Regions from separate parts of the Mus musculus genome. Here region 1 is linked to region 2. The links are chromatin loops, found by intact Hi-C in ENCODE. Cell type or tissue: left cerebral cortex. All regions are shown on one strand.

Region 1 (5,000 bases), 130 kb before region 2:
GTAAGGCCAGCCATTCTGGAGCACACAAAAACAAGAGGCATTTACAATTGTTTTCTCAGTAAGTTGATGGATCACTGCCTACAACTTTCAGGAAAAGTATGTCTGCCTTCTTACAGTGTATCTGAAGACAAAGCAAGTTTTTGAGCATGAAGCCATTATTTCAATAAGCACAAACACTAGTTTTGAAGTTAGAATTCTGAAAGACGCACATAATAGTGGCCCAGTTACAGTAGAAGGAAGTTAATCTGAGAGCGAATTCTGATGTTAAGCATCCCGTAAGATGGAAAGTTACTACTGTTAACAGGATGTAGTGTGAAAGGTGAACTGGTAGAAGTGAGTGGACAAGGGGTGTGTGTGTGTGTGTGGTATTTCCACTTGAGTAAGTGGGAAGGACTATCTTAGACTCCTGTTACTGCCTGCCTGCCTGCCTGCTATTGTCTGCCTGCCATTTCTTTGCATTATGGTCACTTTATTTTCTGGCATTTTTTCCCCCAATATGAAGCACCAGTGACAAACAGAAACTTTAAACAGATTGTTTATTGTCTATATCTCAGAGCTGTTGCATTCCATATAGGAGTTGCTGGCTATACATGGCTATTGAGTACTACAGTGTATCACACTTCCTGTTGTTGGTTGTTGTTTTTTCTTCCTTTTTAAAAGATGTATTTATTTATTTATTGTGTATACAGTGTTGTGCCTGTGTACATGCCTGCACACCAGAAGAGGGCACCAGATTTCATTATAGGTGGTTATGGGCCACCATGTGGTTGCTGAGAATTGAACTTAGGACTTCTGAAAGAGTGGCCAGTGCTCTTAACCTCTGAGCCATCTCTCCAGCCTGTTTGGTTGTTTTGTTACTTTTTAGATATGGCCTTACTCCGAAGCTCAGGCATTTAAAGTCATTATTTACTATGGCTGCTTGCTTACTTTCTAATGTGTGCGCAGAGGTAATAGGACCACTTGCAGGGGTTCTTTCTCATACTGTATGTGTCTAAGGATTGAATTTACATAGCTAGGCTTACAGGCGAGTACCTTAATTCCCACTATGTCATCCATCTTTTAGGTCCTTGTAGCTCAAGTTTCCTGAATATTTTCCATTTAGTTGGTTGACCCGGTGATTTGGAAATCCAGATACAAAAGGCTGACTGCATTGTAATATAAATGTTATTGAAAGTGGCTAAGCCGGGCAGTGGTGGCACACGCCTTTAATCCCAGCACTCGGGAGACAGAGGCAGGCAGATTTCTGAGTTTGAGGCCAGGCCTGGTCTACAACGTCAGTTTCAGGACAGCCAGAGCTACACATAGAAACCCTGTCTCGAACCCCCCTCCCCCCGCCAAAAAAAAAAAAAAAGAAAAAAAAGAAAAAGAAAAAGAAAAGAAAAGAAAGAAAAAAAGAAAAGAAAAAGGAAGTGGCTAAAGTTATTTAATTTTTAAAAAATGTGTCTGCTAGAAGACTTTACCCTATATACATGATGCGCACATTTCTAGTCTCTCCAGAATACTTTTCTGGGGTCTAGCACATACCCCTACTCCATTTGATTGCATGGAATAACACAAACTAAAAGATACACTGCCTAATTGTTGAAAGAGGAGATGCTGTCTCAGACTTGCGTTAGGAAAATGGTAACCTTTTTCCTCTAGAACTGGGAGGATTTGATTCTAGTCAAGTCATTGGAAGCAACGTGTTGTGTCTTAGATAAGCCACGAGGCTGTTTTGGGCGTGAATTTGTCCTTCAGGTATTTGGTATCTGAGGTCTGCACGTTTATGATAACTTTCCCCGGAAAGCCCGGTGCAATGGAACGCGTCTTCGGTTTGACACTAGCCCGAGGGACGGGAGGCGGGAGTCAGCAGTCACAGCCCGGAACCTTAAACTAGGGACCCGGGCCGCGGGCTTCTCCGGCTCACGTCACTAGGGCGCGACGCCTACTCTTCCAGAAGCCCCGGCACATGAGGTCCCACGGTGAAGTCGAGTTCCGGGACAATAAGACACATCACTCTTGAGTCCCCAGGAGGTTTGGATCTCAGCATCCCTGTCCTAGGTTGACCACCACAGGGCACAAGGCCCGGAAGCTCCGACAGCCCCTCCAGGAACCTGTAGAACTGAGTATCAGAGCGGCTGCGCAGGGCACGTGCTCATCCTCCCCGGAGTGCCGGCGATTGGCTGTGACGCAACTTCCGGCGTGAGCGGCGAAAGCCGGGAGGGCGAGCGAGAGAGCAAGCAGCCAGCAGGCGGGCGGGCGGGTGGCCGGCCGGCACGGAGGGAGGGGACGAGCAAGCGGTGAGCAAGCCAGCGAGGGTGCCCGGGTCCCGAGGGCAACGGAGATTCCTCAGGCCCCTCCGGTGCCCTCCCCGGAGCCCAGAGCACCTCCGGCACCCAGCGGAGCGGACACGGCCCGGCCTGGCCATGGCCTCGTTGCTGAAGGTGGATCAGGAAGTGAAGCTCAAGGTAGCGGCATAGCTCCGGCCCCCTCATCCCTCCCTTCGAACCCCCAGCAGTCGGATCTGCTCCCCACTCCCTATGTCGTCTTTGTCTCCCTGGGGACACCAGCTCTGAGCTTCCGCCTGGCTCAACCCAGCCCCCCACGCCTGGAGACGGCATTGGAGAGGACCGTATAGGGTGGCTTTCTGTCCTGCTTCTGGTGATGGAGTGCACCAGGGACTCCTCCGCGGACACGTGTTAAACTCAATGCTTTAGGCTAATGACAGGTGGAAGTCCCCTGGCCCAGCCACGTCCCCGCCCCCGGACGCTGCCACTGACCCTGCCCTTGGAGGCTGGCTTACTGCGTAGGATGGGGCCAGGTCTGGGTGGGAGTTGGCACGTTTGTGAGCTCACTTCTTCCAGTCTGGCTTTTGTCTGCTTATGAAATTGAGAGGGTTTTAGACAACTGGAGGGAGGGACAAAGGGAGGTGAGGGGTGGGTAGGAAGGGAGAGAAGGGGAGACAGGTGCTGGCCTGTAACCCGAACATCCTCTCCCGAGATGGAGAAATGGATCTTGAAAAAGATGAAGTATTTGCAGTCTGGGGGCCTCTCACCTTCTAATTATAATTTCAAGGTGAGGGCGAGACAGCTGGATTTGGGGTTCCCCATCCATGCCCTTGTATCACTAGGTGTTAAGTTGCTCTCTCTGTTCATTGTAGGTTGATTCTTTCAGAGAGCGGATCACAAGTGAGGTGAGTGTTGTAAAGGAGAAAAGTGGTGATGGTTAATAGCTGGGGGTGTCCCCAAAAGATCTGTAGTGAGGGACTGTCCCACGTTTATTAATTCAGGTGTATTCTCTCTGTCTAGGCAGAAGACTTGGTGGCAAATTTTTTCCCAAAGAAGTTACTAGAACTTGATAGTTTTTTGAAGGTGAGAGACACTTTTGTTTCTTTAAATTACTTCTTTGGTCCCTGTCTTTGTGACAGGCGGGGCAGATTGTGTGTTGATTCTGTTCTCTTGTGTACTGTAAAGCATTCTTTTTTTTCTTCGATTTCACAAGAAATACTCCTCTCTCTCTCTCTCTCTTTCTCTCTCTCCTTGTTTTTGATTTTGTTTTAAACTTACACTAATACTGTTTTGGGGTGAATGCCTCTCTTTCAGGAACCAATTCTAAATATCCATGACCTAACTCAGATCCACTCAGACATGAACCTCCCAGTCCCTGACCCCATTCTCCTCACCAATAGCCACGATGGACTGGATGGTGTGAGTGTCTTGCATTTATGTTTGTGTTCTTAGTATTTTATGTTTTGGTAAGCTTGGGGATGTCCGGAGTATGTGGGATTTGCCTGTGGGGTCTGGGGTTCTGTTGTAGGTGTGGTGATTGTAGGATGCTACTTTTTGGACCATTAGTTTCAGTTTTGGCAAGGTAAGTTATGTTAGTGCTGCTCTCAATGTTAGCCCAGGTTTTCATTAGTTCTAAACTAGCCACAGGCTTCCTTCAGCTACCTGGCTTTCCGCCTGCTTGGGAATAAGCCTTTTCTGTTCAGTGTGCTGTGCTCACAGATGGGAGGAACAGCTGGTTTTGCTGCACAGCTGCAGTCTCTGTCTTTACTTGCTCTTTGCTTTGTTTTTGAGACAGCATCTGACTATGTAGCCCTGGCTAGCTTGGAACTCCTTATGCAGGCTAGGTAGACCAGGTTGGCTTCAGACTCATTAAGATCTGCCTGCCCTGCCATCTAAATGCTAGGCTATTGCCAGCTGGCACTGATAGTGTATTAGTTGCATGTCTGTATTGTGTTAGAACGCCGCCTATGCTATAGTTTGATCTAGATTCCTGTGGCTTGGTATTTTGTTGCTGTTGCTTGGTTTTTTTTTGTTTTGTTTTGTTTTTTCTGTCCTAGAAGTTGAGCCTAGGGTCTTGTGCATGCTATATAAATGCTGTACCGGGCTGTTGAGATGGCTCAACGGGTAAAAGCACCGACTGTTCTTCTGAAAGTCATGAGTTCAAATCCCAGCAACCATATGGTGGCTCACAACCACCCGTAACAAGATCTGACGCCCTCCTCTGGTGTGTCTGAAGACAGCCACAGTGTATTTACATATAATTTTTACATATAAGATTTATTTACATATAATAAATAAATCTTAAAAAAAAACTATAAATGCTGTACCACTGATTTATATTCCTAGCTTTCAGGACTTTCTTAATTATAACTAATTAAGCCGAGTACGGTGGCTGAGCATTCAGCTTGCCTGGAGAAGGAGAATTGTGTGTTCATGACCAGCCTGGGATACATAGGAAGTTGAAGGCTAGCTGGGACACATACTGGGATACTTTCTTTAAAAATCAAGATAAACCTGCAGTTAGGAGACGCCTCAGTAGTCTGAATCCTTAGCTCCTAACATTACTTCTACCATATAGAAGGTAATGGGCTGAGATTGCTGAATCAGGAATTTCTTCATATTAGAGCCAAAGGATCCATGCATACTCCCTCAGTTATCCCCTACCTGCCTTGATTGCTTTCTTCTTATTTTTGAAGTGGAACTTTCCCCAATTCCCCATTACTTGAAAAAGTA
Region 2 (5,000 bases):
CCAGGGATGGTGACCCAAGACTGGAGTCACAGATAGAAGAGGCTGAGTCAAGAGGATTGCTGAGTTCAAGTGCAGCTTGGGGTAGACAGTTTAAAAAAAAATATAAAACCATTTTTAGCCAAGGAGTGGTGGCGCACGCCTTTAATCCCAGCACTTGTGGGGCAGAGGCAGGAGGATTTCTAAATTCAAGGCCAGCCTGGTCTACAGAATGAGTTCAAGGACAGCCAGGGCTAGACAGAGAAACCCTGTTTCAACCCCCCCCCCAAAATATTTATTGGATACAGAAATGCAAGTATAATCCAGATGTGGTTCCAGGACTCACGAGGCTGAGGCAGGAGGATCACTGAAAGCTGGATTCCAGCCTAGGCTATAATGTGACTTCCAAGCCAGCTTTAGCTACAGAGTAAGACTTTGTCTCAGAAATTAGTGCCAGCAAAGTGGCTTAGAAGTGGAGAGCACTACTGCTCTTCCAGAGAAGCCCAGTTCTCTTCCTAGTACCCACATCAAATGGTTCACCACAGCCTGTAACTCCAGCTCCAGGAGATCCAATGTCTGTGGCCTATGTGGGCATCATATTCTCACACATACCCACATATCAACATACACATAACTGAAAATAAGTCCTTTAAAATGAACTGAAAAGGGGGCTGGTGAGATGGCTCAGTGGGTAAGAGCACCCGACTGCTCTTCCGAAGGTCCAGAGTTCAAATCCCAGCAACCACATGGTGGCTCACAACCATCTGTAACAAGATCTGACTCCCTCTTCTGGTGTGTCTGAAGACAGCTACAGTGTACTTACATAAAATAATAAATAAATCTTTAAAAAAAAAAAAAATGAACTGAAAAATATTGAAGTAATAATAAATAGGGGCTGGAGAGATGATGGTACTTAGAGCAGTTTCTGCTCTTGCAGAAGATCTGCAGAGAACCCAGGCTCAATTCCCAGCACCCACACAGTGACTCACAATCATCTGTAAAACCAGTTCCAGGGCATCCAACATTTTCCTCTGACCTCCTTGGAGAATAGACACTCATCTTGGTGCATATACATACATGCAGGCAAAAAAGCAAAATACTCATACAAAAAAATAAAAATAAATCTATCGAGGCCAGCCTGGTCTACAGAGTGAGTTCCAGGACAGCCAGGGCTACACAAAGAAACCCTGTCTCAAAAAAAAAACCAAACCAAACAAAACAAAACAAAATCTAAATCTCAACATATATGTGTGTATATATATATATATATATATATATATATATATATATACAAATATATAATATATATTTTAATTTAAAAATATATTTTAAAAGCTAGGAGTACCACATGCTTATTGTAGTCAATATCTGACATCATCGGGTTGAATGTTGGAGATAAGGATACTGTCTGATCTTTTCCATTTTTCATTTTTCATCTAACTGTGCGCGAGGAGGTCATTTTGTTTCTTTTTTTTTTTTTTTTTTTTTTTTTGGTTTTTCGAGACAGGGTTTCTCTTTATAGCCCTGGCTGTCCTGGAACTCACTTTGTAGACCTGGCTGGCCTCGAACTCAGAAATCCGCCTGCCTCTGCCTCCCAAGTGCTGGGATTAAAGGCGTGCGCCACCACGCCCGGCTGTCATTTTGTTTCTTATGGATAATAATTTTAAATTATTTAAATTAAAATAAATTGTAATTTATTTACCTATGGAAGACAGAGTCTATGTAACCTACGTTGGACTAGAACTGGAACTCTTGTCTCAGCCCCTCAAACGATGGGATTACAGGTTTATGCAGCACACACACACACAAACACACCCCCGCCCACCACTGACACACACACACACACCCACACCCCCCCACACACACACCCCCGCAAAGCCCGGTCTTACAAAGCAAAACTGTGAATTTCAGACTCTGTCCTCCTCCTAGTGGCAGAGTAGGGGACTACAGCAATGAAGGGGACAGAACAGAGCTCACATTCAGGTGTCATCCTCGCTCCTCCCTCCACACGCCGGAACCGGAACGCTCTGTTCCTGTCTGCTGCTCGTGCTGCTAATAAAGCTTGGTTCAAAAACGCAGTGCCCGACCCTCCCTGACGAGCTCCTTCCGCCAACAACTTTGACCACCAACCGTGGGGCATGGCTGGGCCTGGGAGGCGGGACAGGAAGTGAAGCCACCTCTCCGTAAGGTGAAAGGTTAGCGGAAGTGCCCTCCTTTCCTTTCTGCTGGGTGCCGGCTGCCTGCTGTCGGTGAGTAAAGGCCTGGAGAGGGTCTTGCAATCCGCCGCCATCGCGGTCCCGGGGTCGGGTTGCTGGGCTCATTCGGACTCTGAGCCTCTGGCGGCTTCACGGGGAGTCGCATCCCTCGAGCAGGACCTCCGGGCCGCGTGGCGGAGTCGGCAGCGGGTGATCTAAAGTCGCGGGCCTACGACCGGGGCTCGCAGGTAGACGTCGGCTCCGGGGCCTTCCGCTTTACACACTTGTGAGCGGCTCCTTCCTTGTCTTTGTCTCTGCAGAGATGGGCAAGTTCATGAAACCCGGGAAAGTGGTGCTGGTCCTGGCCGGACGCTACTCCGGACGCAAAGCCGTCATCGTGAAGGTACCAGACCCCCGGGGCTCTTGAGACTGCTTGCATGTGCGGATTTCGGCTGCTGGATAAGATGAGCCGGATGGGAATTTAAGATCTGTCCTAACAATAGGCACTGGCGAATGCATAATGGGTAGTAATGGTGGCCACTGTGTATTGTACATATTACAGCTGTGGTGTATAGTTCTTGCAGTAACTTAATTTCCGGCACTAAGGTTTCGAGGTGTTAAGTTACTTAAGGTCAAAGTAATGGGTGCTGCAGGCAGCTGAGAGGATGTAGGATGGGAGACACTACTTACACTTAGAGAGCATCCCCTGGGTGTGTTTGAGCGTTTTGCTACTTGCCTCTTACCAGTTTTATAAACCCTTGTGGTCCTAGCCACAAGACCACTGGCCTCTCCAGCTTCCTGCTCCTGTCATTTAGCTAGAACCGGTTAGTTAGGCTGCCCGCTTTGCAGTCTGGGCTTTAACCTTAACTAGCTTCATGGGGGAAGGTGTTAGGGGTCACTTTGAGTGTTAGCCTTGATGGACTTCTAAATCTCCTTGTGACAGGAGTCAACACTGGCTAACTCAGAGTTACTGTCCTGTTGACTCTTAGCATTAAAGGAGTAATCTAGAGATGTGGAGGGTGTATTCAGTAAACATAGTTTTACTAAGATGGGGCCGAAGCAGTAACGTGACTTTTCTTTTTCCCTTTTCTCGTCTAGAACATTGACGATGGCACCTCGGACCGCCCTTACAGCCATGCCCTGGTGGCTGGAATTGACCGCTATCCCCGGAAAGTGACAGCTGCCATGGGCAAGAAGAAGATCGCCAAGCGATCCAAGATCAAGTCCTTTGTGAAAGTTTATAACTACAACCACCTCATGCCCACAAGGTGAGCCTTCCAGAAATGGAATTGCAAGTTCACATCCTCCTCTGAGGAAGAGGCAGCCTTGTGGTTGCTGTGGAACAAGAAAGGGCCATCATATTCCCTTGCTCTTTCCTCTCCCGCCCCTGGGATCGTCTTCCCTCCATCTTGAGAATGCTAAGCTTGTATAACTGTAACCCAGCAGATACAAGACCCTGGGTTTGACCACAGCGCTGTTAGGGGAGGGGAGTAGACTTGATAGAGTCTGTAGTTCATTAATCTTTCTGCATCCGTTTTTGTTTGTCTTTTAGCACAAGGCTATCCTCACATTCGGAATCCTGTGTTCTGGGTTTCAGGTGTGAGCATCCTGTCTCAGGTCCCTTTCGTTTTCTGTTCTCCAGCTTGCCCTTATTAAGTGCAGGTTGCTGGATTTGTCTTCTAGGGTACGCAGGACAGGGTCTGGTCTGCCTTCCCTCACCTTTGTACGAGATGGTTTTCTTTGGGCTGTGAGACAGCTTAGGGCCTGGTGTTGGTGACCGGAGTTCAATCCCTGGAACCCGAATAAGGGTGGAAGGAGAGGGCTCTGTGCAGTTTTGTTTTGAACCAGGATAGAAAGAAAGCTTAGTCATTAGGATACTTACTTTTGTGGAGCTGCTGAGTTTAATTTCCAGAACCTGATGATGTTAAAAGGTTCCAAGCTGCTATACTCCATCTCCAGATCAGACACCCTTTTCTGGTCTCCAGAGGGAACCTGTACTCGTGTGTACGGAAACACATAGTTAGGATTTGTTTTTTCCCACATAAGTTCAAGGCTAGCTTCCACCTGCCTCTGTTGAGTGCTGGGATTAAAGGGATTTGGCACCACCACCCAGTTAAATTGTTTTTCTTTGGGTGGTTTTGGTGTTTTGATGGTGGTGTTTTATGTATGTAGATGTTTTGCCTGTGTGTATGGAGGCAGCATTAAATGCTAAGAAATCCTAGGTGCTGACAGTTGACTACTGTACACCCACCCCACCCCAATCTCTGTGGTAATGCACAGTTAGGATCCTAGCATTTAACAGGCTGCAGCAGGTGGATCTTCCAGCCAGAGCAGTACGGTGACAGGTCTTTCGAACAGTCTCTTTATTACCCTTGAAGAGACTGTGAGAATTGAGGGGTCCTAAGCTACATTTCTTGGGACCCGACAGCATGTGTCGTCAAGATTTGTTGCTGGGGCTGTCTGACTCTTAGGGTCATGCAAGTTCACTCAGCTCAGGCTAGTCTGAGGTCTCAGCTCAGCCCCTGGGGTGCTACAAGTGTGTGCCATACCTGGCTAAGGAAAACCTAGCTGGAGAGACAGCCAGATATTGCATTGAAGGGAAGGTCTGGTGTGGTGAATCTTACCTCTTAAAAGGAGTTTCAGAAATTTGAGGACAAAATGAGAATTTCCAGGGAATTGCATGAAGGTGTAGCATGGCTTCCATAGACATTCCTGGCTATGCTGCTGAGGGTTGTAACCTGACCACACCAGATGGTCAAGGAATTAATTGCCTTCCTGGTATCCCTAGCTGATCTTGCCTCTGCACTGTTAACCCAGGTACTCTGTGGA

Evidence for each region. A loop is a pair of places that touch in the nucleus more often than their neighbours do. Peaks named below come from ENCODE experiments on the same cell type or tissue, not always from the same donor. Only the 100,000 strongest peaks of a DNase experiment are listed, where the experiment ranks them.
Region 1: it touches region 2 in a loop (6-fold over the local background); 4 of 42 quality-filtered maps call a loop at or near these places.

Annotation. Positions count from the first base shown.
Region 1 is chr11:101,314,042-101,319,041 of GRCm38, forward strand. Psme3 (proteaseome (prosome, macropain) activator subunit 3 (PA28 gamma, Ki)) reads left to right here and starts at 2,172. Exons shown (of 11, transcript NM_011192.4): 1 at 2,172-2,447; 2 at 3,140-3,172; 3 at 3,288-3,350; 4 at 3,582-3,686. The coding sequence starts at 2,406. In left cerebral cortex, CTCF peaks have their summits at 706 (motif pointing right) and 2,201; DNase peaks (open chromatin) are centred at 1,947, 2,108 and 2,552; H3K4me3 peaks cover 1,890 bases; H3K27ac peaks cover 1,297 bases.
Region 2 is chr11:101,440,232-101,445,231 of GRCm38, forward strand. It overlaps Rpl27 (ribosomal protein L27), which reads left to right and starts at 2,014. Exons shown (of 5, transcript NM_011289.3): 1 at 2,014-2,225; 2 at 2,492-2,574; 3 at 3,270-3,439; 4 at 4,989-5,000. The coding sequence starts at 2,494. In left cerebral cortex, a CTCF peak has its summit at 1,947; a DNase peak (open chromatin) is centred at 2,060; H3K4me3 peaks cover 1,080 bases; H3K27ac peaks cover 588 bases.